Regions from separate parts of the Mus musculus genome. Here region 1 is linked to region 2. Evidence: chromatin loops called from intact Hi-C (ENCODE). Cell type or tissue: gastrocnemius. All regions are shown on one strand. Each heading gives the region's core, and the rest is flanking DNA. Links, peaks and the distances in the headings are about the cores only.

Region 1 (4,390 bases), core at 181-4,180, 1.8 Mb before region 2:
CCCCAGGACCCATGCAGTAAAACAAGAAAGCATAAACTGTCCTCTGAGCTCTACATGTATACACACAACAAACAAAACTGAGGTCTCAGGTATCGATACTGGACTTCAAGCAAATTAAAATGGAAAACTGTCAATAATTTTATCACAAGGACAAATGTCTCCAAGTACCAGAAAACCAAAACCTGAAACAATAACTATTAGCACTTAACATATTAATCAGATGACAAAATTCCATCCCTTCTGAGGCTTTAGAGAAACCTCTTCAGATGATGCAAAGCCAAGATAAGAAATTACAGCTGTAGGTGATGAATGCTATAATTAGGCTAATACTTACCATACATGGTAAAACTGTTACTGCCACAAAACCCTCCTAAATTAGGATACATGGTGGCAGCTACCCTTCAAGGGCCATGAGAATACAGACTATACTTTGGGGAAATAAGTATCTCTTTCACTCTGGTTGTTTTAACCAATGTATATACATCAATATGAAGAGTAATGAAAATGTGAAAAAAAAAAAAAAGAGAAATTATTCTGCTTCAATACCCAGGTACTTTCTTCTAAGACCTCATAGACCTTCTAAGACCTTTAACAACCAAAAATTGATTTTTACAATAATTTAACAAATACAATATGTAGTTTATTTGAGAAAGGGTCTCACTGTGTACTCTAGGCTGGCCTTGAACTCATGGAGATTCCCTGCCTCTGCCTCCTAAGTGCTACTAAAGGTATGCACCACCACCCCAAACATATCTAGTAAATATTTGTCAGATACCTAGGATGTGCTGTGTACTGTTCCAGGGAGTTTAGGACACATGCTAAACGATCAAACAAACAAACAACAAACAAAAATACTATTTCATTTCCAGTTCACTGGCTCTCAAACTTAAGCCAGCACTAGAAATCCCTCGAGTGTAGTTAAGGCAGACTGCTTGCCGTAAGCTTTGGATTCTGTGAGTCAGAATGGGGCCTGAGCATGTGCAGTTCTCAAGTTCCCAGATGGTGTTGATGGGCTGATTCACAGACTACAATTCCAAACTACTTTCCTAGTAACACAAAAACAATACACTGTATCATAAATATGCAAAGTGATGAGTACATTAGAAAATAGTGTTCTGAGGCTGGGCAATGGCAATACAAGCCTTTAATCCCAGCACTTGGGAGGCAGAGGCAGGTGGTTTGAGGCCAGCCTAGTCTACAGAGAGAGTTCCAGGACAGCCAAGACTACACAGAGAAACCCTGTCTTGAAAAACAAACACAAACCCAAAAAAACAAAAACAAGCAAGCAAAAAGAGCATCCTAAGAATAACTGTGTAGAGAGCTAATATTTCTAAATAAAACAACAAACACATATTAATAATAGCTGGTAGCTCTTACTGTTGCCAGACGGTGTTTTTAATAGCTTTACATATCTCATTTACTCCCCACAAAAACTCCATGAAGTCAGATGCTACGTTTTACTTTATAGTGGAAACTAGTTTGGTTAAAATAACTTGCAAAGTCACATAGCTAATAAAAGGTGTATGTAACTTAGATAATCTGACTCTAGAACTCTTTTCTTTCCTTCCTTCCTTTTTTTTTTTTTTTTTTTTTAATTTTTGATAGAGTCTCAAGATAGAAGAATCTAGCTGGTCTGGAACTCTGTGTTGCTGTGTAAAACCAGGCTGGCCTTGAACTCACTGAGATTCTGTTTCTACCTCCCAAGTGCTGGGATTAAAAGTGTTCACCACTGGCAATCTCTTGAATGGCAGAAAAATATTTTGTCATACACTGTTATCTTTAATGCACAGGTAGACATTCTCATCTCCAGCTCAAACGAGTATGCGCCTCTTATTTAAGTTCATTCATTCAACTGATCACGTGAGAAGACACGGCCCCTTCTCAATCTTCCTCCTCACATCCACCAGTCTCATAAATCTCGGCACCACCTGTTGGATTTAATGCTCACTCTCCAGATTCGCATGCTTACCCAGTCAACTGTCATAGAAGCTCCTAACACAGTCTCTTATAGCCATTCTCACATCCTCTATCCAGCTATCCGCCGCCTTGCTTCTAAAATGAAATCCACATTACTCCGCTGCTTATGTTCCTTAAGGATTTACCCTAGTACGTCAAAAAAGTCTAAATGTGAGACTTCCGGTTCCTCTCCAATGTAGCTGTCTTCCTCCCCTCACCTCCCGCCACTGTCTCACATATAAGCTAATCTCCATGGTTACAACTATTTTTAAAATTTCATTGCCTACCAAAATGCCAAACTCCTACATGCCCAACTCCAAATTAAGGGTTTTTTTTGTTTTTTGTTTTTGTTTTTTGTTTTGTCACAGGAGCACAGATTGAAGAATGCCCTATGCTACTGGGAGAGGAAGATAACTAAAGGCTCGCTAGGAGAGGACATCCTAATGTCTATCCCTTTGCACGCCCCCAGTCACCACAAGAGGCAGCACACCCTGGGCGTCCGGGGCCCGACAGCAGCAGGGGGCGTGCCCAAAGGGGAAGCGGGGAGCCCCGGGTCGGTGTTTGGGATCCTGCACCCTGCGGAGTCCTCCCGGCCTGGTCCCGCCCCCGCCTCACCTGTCCCCGCGGTCCCCAGCAGCCGCTCCGGCACCCCTTGTAAGTCTTCAAGGAGGCCGCGGAAGATCTCGTGCAGCTTCTCGAAATGCTCGGAGGAGGCGGCGGAGGCGGCCATGGCGCAGGTTGCGCGTGAGCTGCGGCCACCGGGCGCTGGGCCCACTCCCACCTCAGCAATCAGCTGCCCAGCCCCGAAGCCATCACTGCAGCCGCACCTCGGCCTCCCGGAATCAGGCGCTTCCGGGGTCCTCGGAGCCGGACGCCCTCCCCCTGCTTGTCACTGCACGGGCGCCGGGCGCCAAAGCCTGACAAGAAGCCGGGGCGGGGACGACACTCAGCTACTACAGGGGCGCGGTCTCGCGCCAAGACGAGCCGGTGGCTCCGACCTGGAGACAAACAGTGGGCACAGAGGAGGTACCAAAGGGAAGGGCCCGAGGGAGCCCGCGGGACTGGCGCCTCGGCCGCCTCATCCGGGCCCGCCGGTCCTGCAGTGCATACTGGGAATTGTAGTTAAGTGAGGGAGGACGGCCGTGCAGGGAGGGCCCGGAGTGCCAGCGGTGTTGCGCAGACTGGCTAGCACACGCCCCTCGCTGTCATCGCAGTTCCTTCTGCCACCTGACTTCATATCCCGTCTAAATGTTCAGTCTCAGCCCTAGATAGATGAGCAGAGGCCTGCCTACCCTCGGATGGTATAACTCTAATAAAAGTGGAGAGATTAAGTGGCCAGGGTCACATGTTTTCAGAACCGGAAAATGGGCAGTGTGATCCCAGAATACCCACAGCTTTTAGCGGCTGAACCAGTCCAGACCATTAGGCTGCCCCGGGTTCTCATTCACAACATGTTAAGAATAGACATTTTGATAAACCAAAGTTATATATTGATCAAAGTAATTTTGTCTCTGCCCTTGGGTAATGTATGATTTGGTGTGGAAGACAGACCCATCTTATCTGCCCTTATGTGAAATATATCAACAATTACGAAGTCCTTTCTGTCCTTCCATAGATATAAACCCCTGTGTATACTGTTGGCAGGGTTTCCAACAAAGGGCCCACTCACAAAAGTTTTCGTGGTGATTCAATATTTATACATGGAAATATATATATATATATATATATATATATATATATATATATATATATATATATATATATATAAAAGGGTGTTACCGAGGGGTACAACACTTATCTAGCATAAGCAAATCCTATAGTCCATCTTCTAAGGTGTGTGTGGGAGTGGGTTCCTGGTGATTTTTGTCTTTGAAGCCCTGGGTTTTACAAGCTTGAATCCACCAACCGTTAAATTCAATGAAAAAATAAAAACAAAACGCAGTGTGCAGGGATGACAAAGTCTGATGTTGTTAGCAGTGGTGCGAAGTCTTAATATTTTTCTTATAAAATTAAAAGGTAGTTCAAGAGTGTTGTTGTTCAATTTTAATCCTAGCACTTGGAAGACAGAGGCAGATGGATCACTGAGTTCGAGGCCAGCCTGGTCTACAGAGCACATTGCAGGACAGCCAGACCATATAGAGAAACCATGCCCAAAAAACATAAAATTAAAAAATTTATACTTGAATATGTATGAACACATGTGAGGGCAAGTGCCCTGCCTGTGGAGCCCAGAAGAGGGTGTTGGGTCTTTTGGAGCTGGAGTTACAGGTGGGCTGCCTGCCATGCTGTTAAGAGTTGTGTGTGATCCAAAGAACTGTGACATTTCTTCAACCCCAAGTCTTATCTTTCTGTCGCAGAAATAGATATAAAAAGGAGCTCCTGCCAAGACCGAGAGATGTGGAAACAGTGACCTTTGGTCGGTGTCACGTAAGTA
Region 2 (4,390 bases), core at 192-4,191:
ATGGGCTTATAGGGTGAATCTGAGTCAGAAACAGAATCTCTCTCTCTCTCTCCCCCTCTCTCTCTTCAGACAGTGTTTCACGGTGTAGCTCCGGCTAACTCTGAACTCACTACATAGAGTAGGCTACTTCCTTCCTCTGCTCCTAAACACTGGGATTAAAAACATACCTATCCATCATGCCTGGCTACAGTAAGCTTTCTTATCAACTCCTAACACCTTCAGGGAGGGTGTAACCCGATTTCTGGGGAGAGGAAGGCAGCTAGCAGGTCTGTGATGGACAATAAATGTTCTCTTAATCTGTGATCTCTGTAACTCTTTTCCTCTACTACATATATGTTATTTGTTTGAATGTCTTTGGAAAGGATGCCCTTGCCCCTAAAGAATGACATGGGGAAAATATTTATCCAAAAGAGAGTACCCCCCACCCCCAGACATTTCTGGGATAATACAAGTGTTTTTTTGTTTTTTTTTTGAGACAGGGTTTCTCTGTGTAGCCCTGGCTGTTCTGGAACTCAGAAATCCGCCTGCCTCTGCCTCCCGAGTGCTGGGATTAAAGGAGTGCGCCACCACTGCCCGCTACATGTTTTTTAATGGGTCCACTGATGCTGTTTTTATTTGCATAGTTAACTGAATAGACAAGCTTATTCCACGTGAATGAGGTCAGACCCAGGGTTGCTCTGCTCCTTCTTGAGCTATCAGTTCATCCCTGTGACCCTAGCTGAAATTGTGTGACTCTATTCTAGGTACATCTCAAAATCTAGATGATGCCTTAGGTTACAGATAAAAATATTAAAGAGAAGTAGCCTTTTTCACAACAACAACAGTCTTTATTGTCAATGTTTCTAGACCTCCCAACCTCACTGGGGAAGGCTGGATAGAGTTACCGATGTGGACTGCTGTGTATTACATCCATGCTGGAAGCATAAACTCTATTTCTCAATAACTGTTGATTTCGACTCTTTTTTTTTTTTTTTTTTTTTTTTGGTTCTTTGACTCAGGGTTTTCCTGGCTGTCTTGGACTTTGTAGATAAGGTAGGCCTGGAACTCACAGAGATGATTAAAGGCTGAAGCTACCACCGTCCACCTAACTATTGAGATTGAGACCTGGACAGAAAGGAATGGACAATGGCCAGTTGGATTTAGAAACAACTTGAAATCTTTCCCAGCTAGCTGAGCCAAGATTGGCCCTAGGGATTCAATATATAGGAGCGTTTTTTGTTTTTTTTTTTTTTACCCACAGTACCAATTTCATTATTTCACCACGTGAAATCTCTCCTTTAGTAGAAAACAATTCAGTTCCTTAGGCTGATCAGAACAAAAACCACAACACTGAAAGAATTCACTTACTTGAGCCTCAGAGAACCCTCTCTCTCTCTCTTTTTTCCGAGGCAGGATTTCTCTGTGTAGACCAGGCTGTCCTGGAACTCACTCTGTAGACCAGGCTGGCCTTGAACTCAGAAATCCTCCTGCCTCTGCCTCCCAAGTGCTAGGATTAAAGGCGTGTGCCACCACGCCCGGCTAAGAACCCTCTCTTGAAGGACATTGATAAGTACAATTTGCAGAAGAGGCTAAAGAGAGAAAGAAAGAAAGAAAGAAAGAAAGAAAGAAAGAAAGGAAGGAAGGAAGGAAGGAAGGAAGAAAGAAAGAAAGAAAGAAAGAAAGAAAGAAAGAAAGAAAGAAAGAAAGAAAGAAAGAAAGAAAGAAAGAATTGGACCTGGTGCTCGGGCCAATAATCCTATCACACTGAAGGCGGACCGGCTGGATCGCTGAGCTCAAGGCTAGCCAGGACTGCTTAGCGAGACCGACTATGTAAATGAATTTTTAAAAGAAACAGGTGATTTTTGAAAAGCCTGGGTTTCTTGGTAATCTTCGAGGGACCTAAGAAAAAGTTTAAATACATCTTTTCGTATCCAAAGAAGTGTCCCGGTGTATCCTGCCAACTGAACGAACGTTTCTAGTCCTCCCACCACCCACTGCTCTCGCCAGGGGTCGCGGTAAGGAAGCCCCGCCCTACTAGAACTTCCGGCTCCCAGGAACCGTCTGTCCTCAGCTCCAAGTGGGCGGTCCCCGAGCTTCTGGCACCGCCCCGGAAGTGACGCCAGGACGTCCCTTCCATTTTGTGCAACGTCCGAGCTGCTAAGTGCGTCAGTTGTGGAGAGACTGTAGACGAGTTGGGTTCGTGTGTATGTGTGTTGTGTGTGTGTTTGTGTAGGGAGGCAGACAGCTCCGTCGCAGACTACGGACCTCTCCGGGGTCTCAGCCGCCAAAGACCCTGTCCGGTAGGTGAGTGGCACGCTTTGAGGGCAAGGCTTCTCGGATCGAGGCTTCTTCATGGCCGCTCGGGTCGCAAGTGGCCGGGGCTTCGCTCTTTGCGGAGGACGGCGACTCAGAGAGCGCAGTTGATTTGAGGTGGGCGCTGGGGCACGTCTCCCTGTGGGTGTTGCGTGAGGGGGACACGAGGCGGAAGGGCGGGCGTGGGGAGGGCGTTTGTGTCGGGAAGCAGCGCGCCCCTCCCTGCCGCCCTTAATGGCTCTCATCGAGGCCCGGACGCCGGGGAGCCGGCCTGGCCCAGGGCAGCTTAGGGTTTCCCCCCGTGGGCCGGCGCAGGCGCAGCGCTCTGGGCCCCGGGCTTGCCCGTGTCTCGGGGGCACGCAGCTCGGCTCGCTACGCTCCTCCCCCCCCCACACCCCGCCGCATACTTCGGCCGTCGCCATTTTGTGCTGCGAACGCGCCCCGTCGCCCACTGCGCAGGCTCGGTGGTGGCGTCGCGAGATTCCGGCTTGTGACGCGCGGGGAGGCCGCGACGCGGGCGCGGCCGGCTGCTATTGGACCAGGCCTGGCAGAGGGCGGGCTCGGCTCCGCCCGCATTTCTCGGCCTGGCCTTAACTGCGGCAGATGGGAGGGGAACCCCGGGATCCGGGGACAGCGTGTGCGGCTGCGCAGTCTAGAAAGGTGGCTACTGGCGTTGTGGTGGGCTGCCGTGTGGAACCTGGGAAGGGGGTCTTTTGGAGAGTTAAGTTTTAACTTGGAATTTGAATGTGGTGGTCGTGAACGACTTAAAAGGTACATGGCGACCTTGTTAGTAGAGTTGGTAAACGTGGGGTGTGTTTGACTGCTTGACTGAACATCCCCCACCCCCATGGTGTCAATCGTTGATATTGTCTCGATTCAATTACTGCCTAACAGGAAACACTAGCCGGGCATCATGAGTGGCTGTCGAGTGTTCATTGGGAGACTAAATCCAGCAGCGAGGGAGAAAGATGTGGAAAGATTCTTCAAGGGTTACGGACGGATCCGAGATATTGACTTGAAAAGAGGTTTTGGTTTTGTGGTAAGTACTTGAAACTGAGTTGAATTATCTGTCGAGAAGTTAGGTAACTTTGTGGTGGTGACACATGCCTTTGGTCTCTGGCCCTTGGGAGGCAGGGGCAAGCCAATCCACAGAGAAACCCTGTCTCCAAAAAAAGAAAAAAAAAAAAAACAAAGTGGGTAGAGCTCTTGTGATGAGCATGGACTCTGAGTCCATGTGAATTGTTTTCCCAGAAAGATGTTAGAAGTGGCCAAGAAGCAGTGGCTTCTGTTAAGAAGTTAAAGTAACTGCTGGCTGGAGTTGATTCTCAGTCATCCCTAGCTTAGGGTTATAGTATCTGAGTGTAAGGTATATCTTAACACTTCCATGATTTTTTTTTTAAATTTATTTTTTATTTTTTTGGTTTTTCGAGACAGGGCTTCTCTGTATAGCTCTGGCTGTCCTGGAACTCACTTTGTAGACCAGGCTGGCCTCGAACTCAGGAATCTGTCTGCCTCCCGAGTGCTGGGATTAAATTAAAGGCGTGCGCCACCACGCTCGGCTTCCATGATCTTAATGTGCTGTAGAATGCATGCACGTCCAAAAGCTCTACTCTTACTGCTACATTTTAGGAATTTGAGGACCCAAGGGATGCAGATGATGCTGTTTATGAACTTGATGGGAAGGAACTTTGCAGTGAAAGGTAAGCATGATTGGTTTATAAGTAGTTCTCCCAGGGAAGTAGAGCAGAGTAGACATTTGCATATGTAAGTGCTCTCATGTGTAGTGTGTGAATGCTTTTTTTACCTCTTTGTAGGGTGACGATTGAACATGCCCGGGCTCGGTCTCGAGGTGGAAGAGGTAGAGGACGATACTCCGACCGTTTTAGCAGTCGCAGACCTCGAAATGATAGACGGTATGTGGTTTGGGTTTGGCTGTTACGGTTGGGTTAGGGTCCGTTAGCATTAAATGGTTCTCAGACTAGTTAAGTCTAGTTAGTCCACATGCTGAGAACCCAGAAACTTGATGGAATCACTATCTTGGCTTAAACTTGTCACATAGCATTTGACATTGTGACATAACATCTGACACTGAATGCTT

The links. Peaks named below come from ENCODE experiments on the same cell type or tissue, not always from the same donor. Only the 100,000 strongest peaks of a DNase experiment are listed, where the experiment ranks them.
Region 1: it touches region 2 in a loop (7-fold over the local background); 2 of 42 quality-filtered maps call a loop at or near these places.

Annotation. Positions count from the first base shown.
Region 1 is chr12:79,169,649-79,174,038 of GRCm38, forward strand. It overlaps Vti1b (vesicle transport through interaction with t-SNAREs 1B), which reads right to left and starts at 2,810. Exons shown (of 6, transcript NM_016800.3): 1 at 2,572-2,810. The coding sequence starts at 2,686. In gastrocnemius, for the core only: a CTCF peak has its summit at 2,445 (motif pointing right); DNase peaks (open chromatin) are centred at 2,540, 2,848 and 3,036; H3K4me3 peaks cover 1,926 bases; H3K27ac peaks cover 1,778 bases.
Region 2 is chr12:80,943,390-80,947,779 of GRCm38, forward strand. Srsf5 (serine and arginine-rich splicing factor 5) reads left to right here and starts at 2,110. Exons shown (of 8, transcript NM_001079694.2): 1 at 2,110-2,283; 2 at 3,187-3,331; 3 at 3,922-3,992; 4 at 4,107-4,205. The coding sequence starts at 3,206. It overlaps Gm20337 (predicted gene, 20337), which reads right to left and starts at 2,010. Exons shown (of 3, transcript NR_045057.1): 1 at 1,348-2,010. In gastrocnemius, for the core only: a CTCF peak has its summit at 1,983; DNase peaks (open chromatin) are centred at 1,511, 2,069 and 2,795; H3K4me3 peaks cover 2,846 bases; H3K27ac peaks cover 1,992 bases.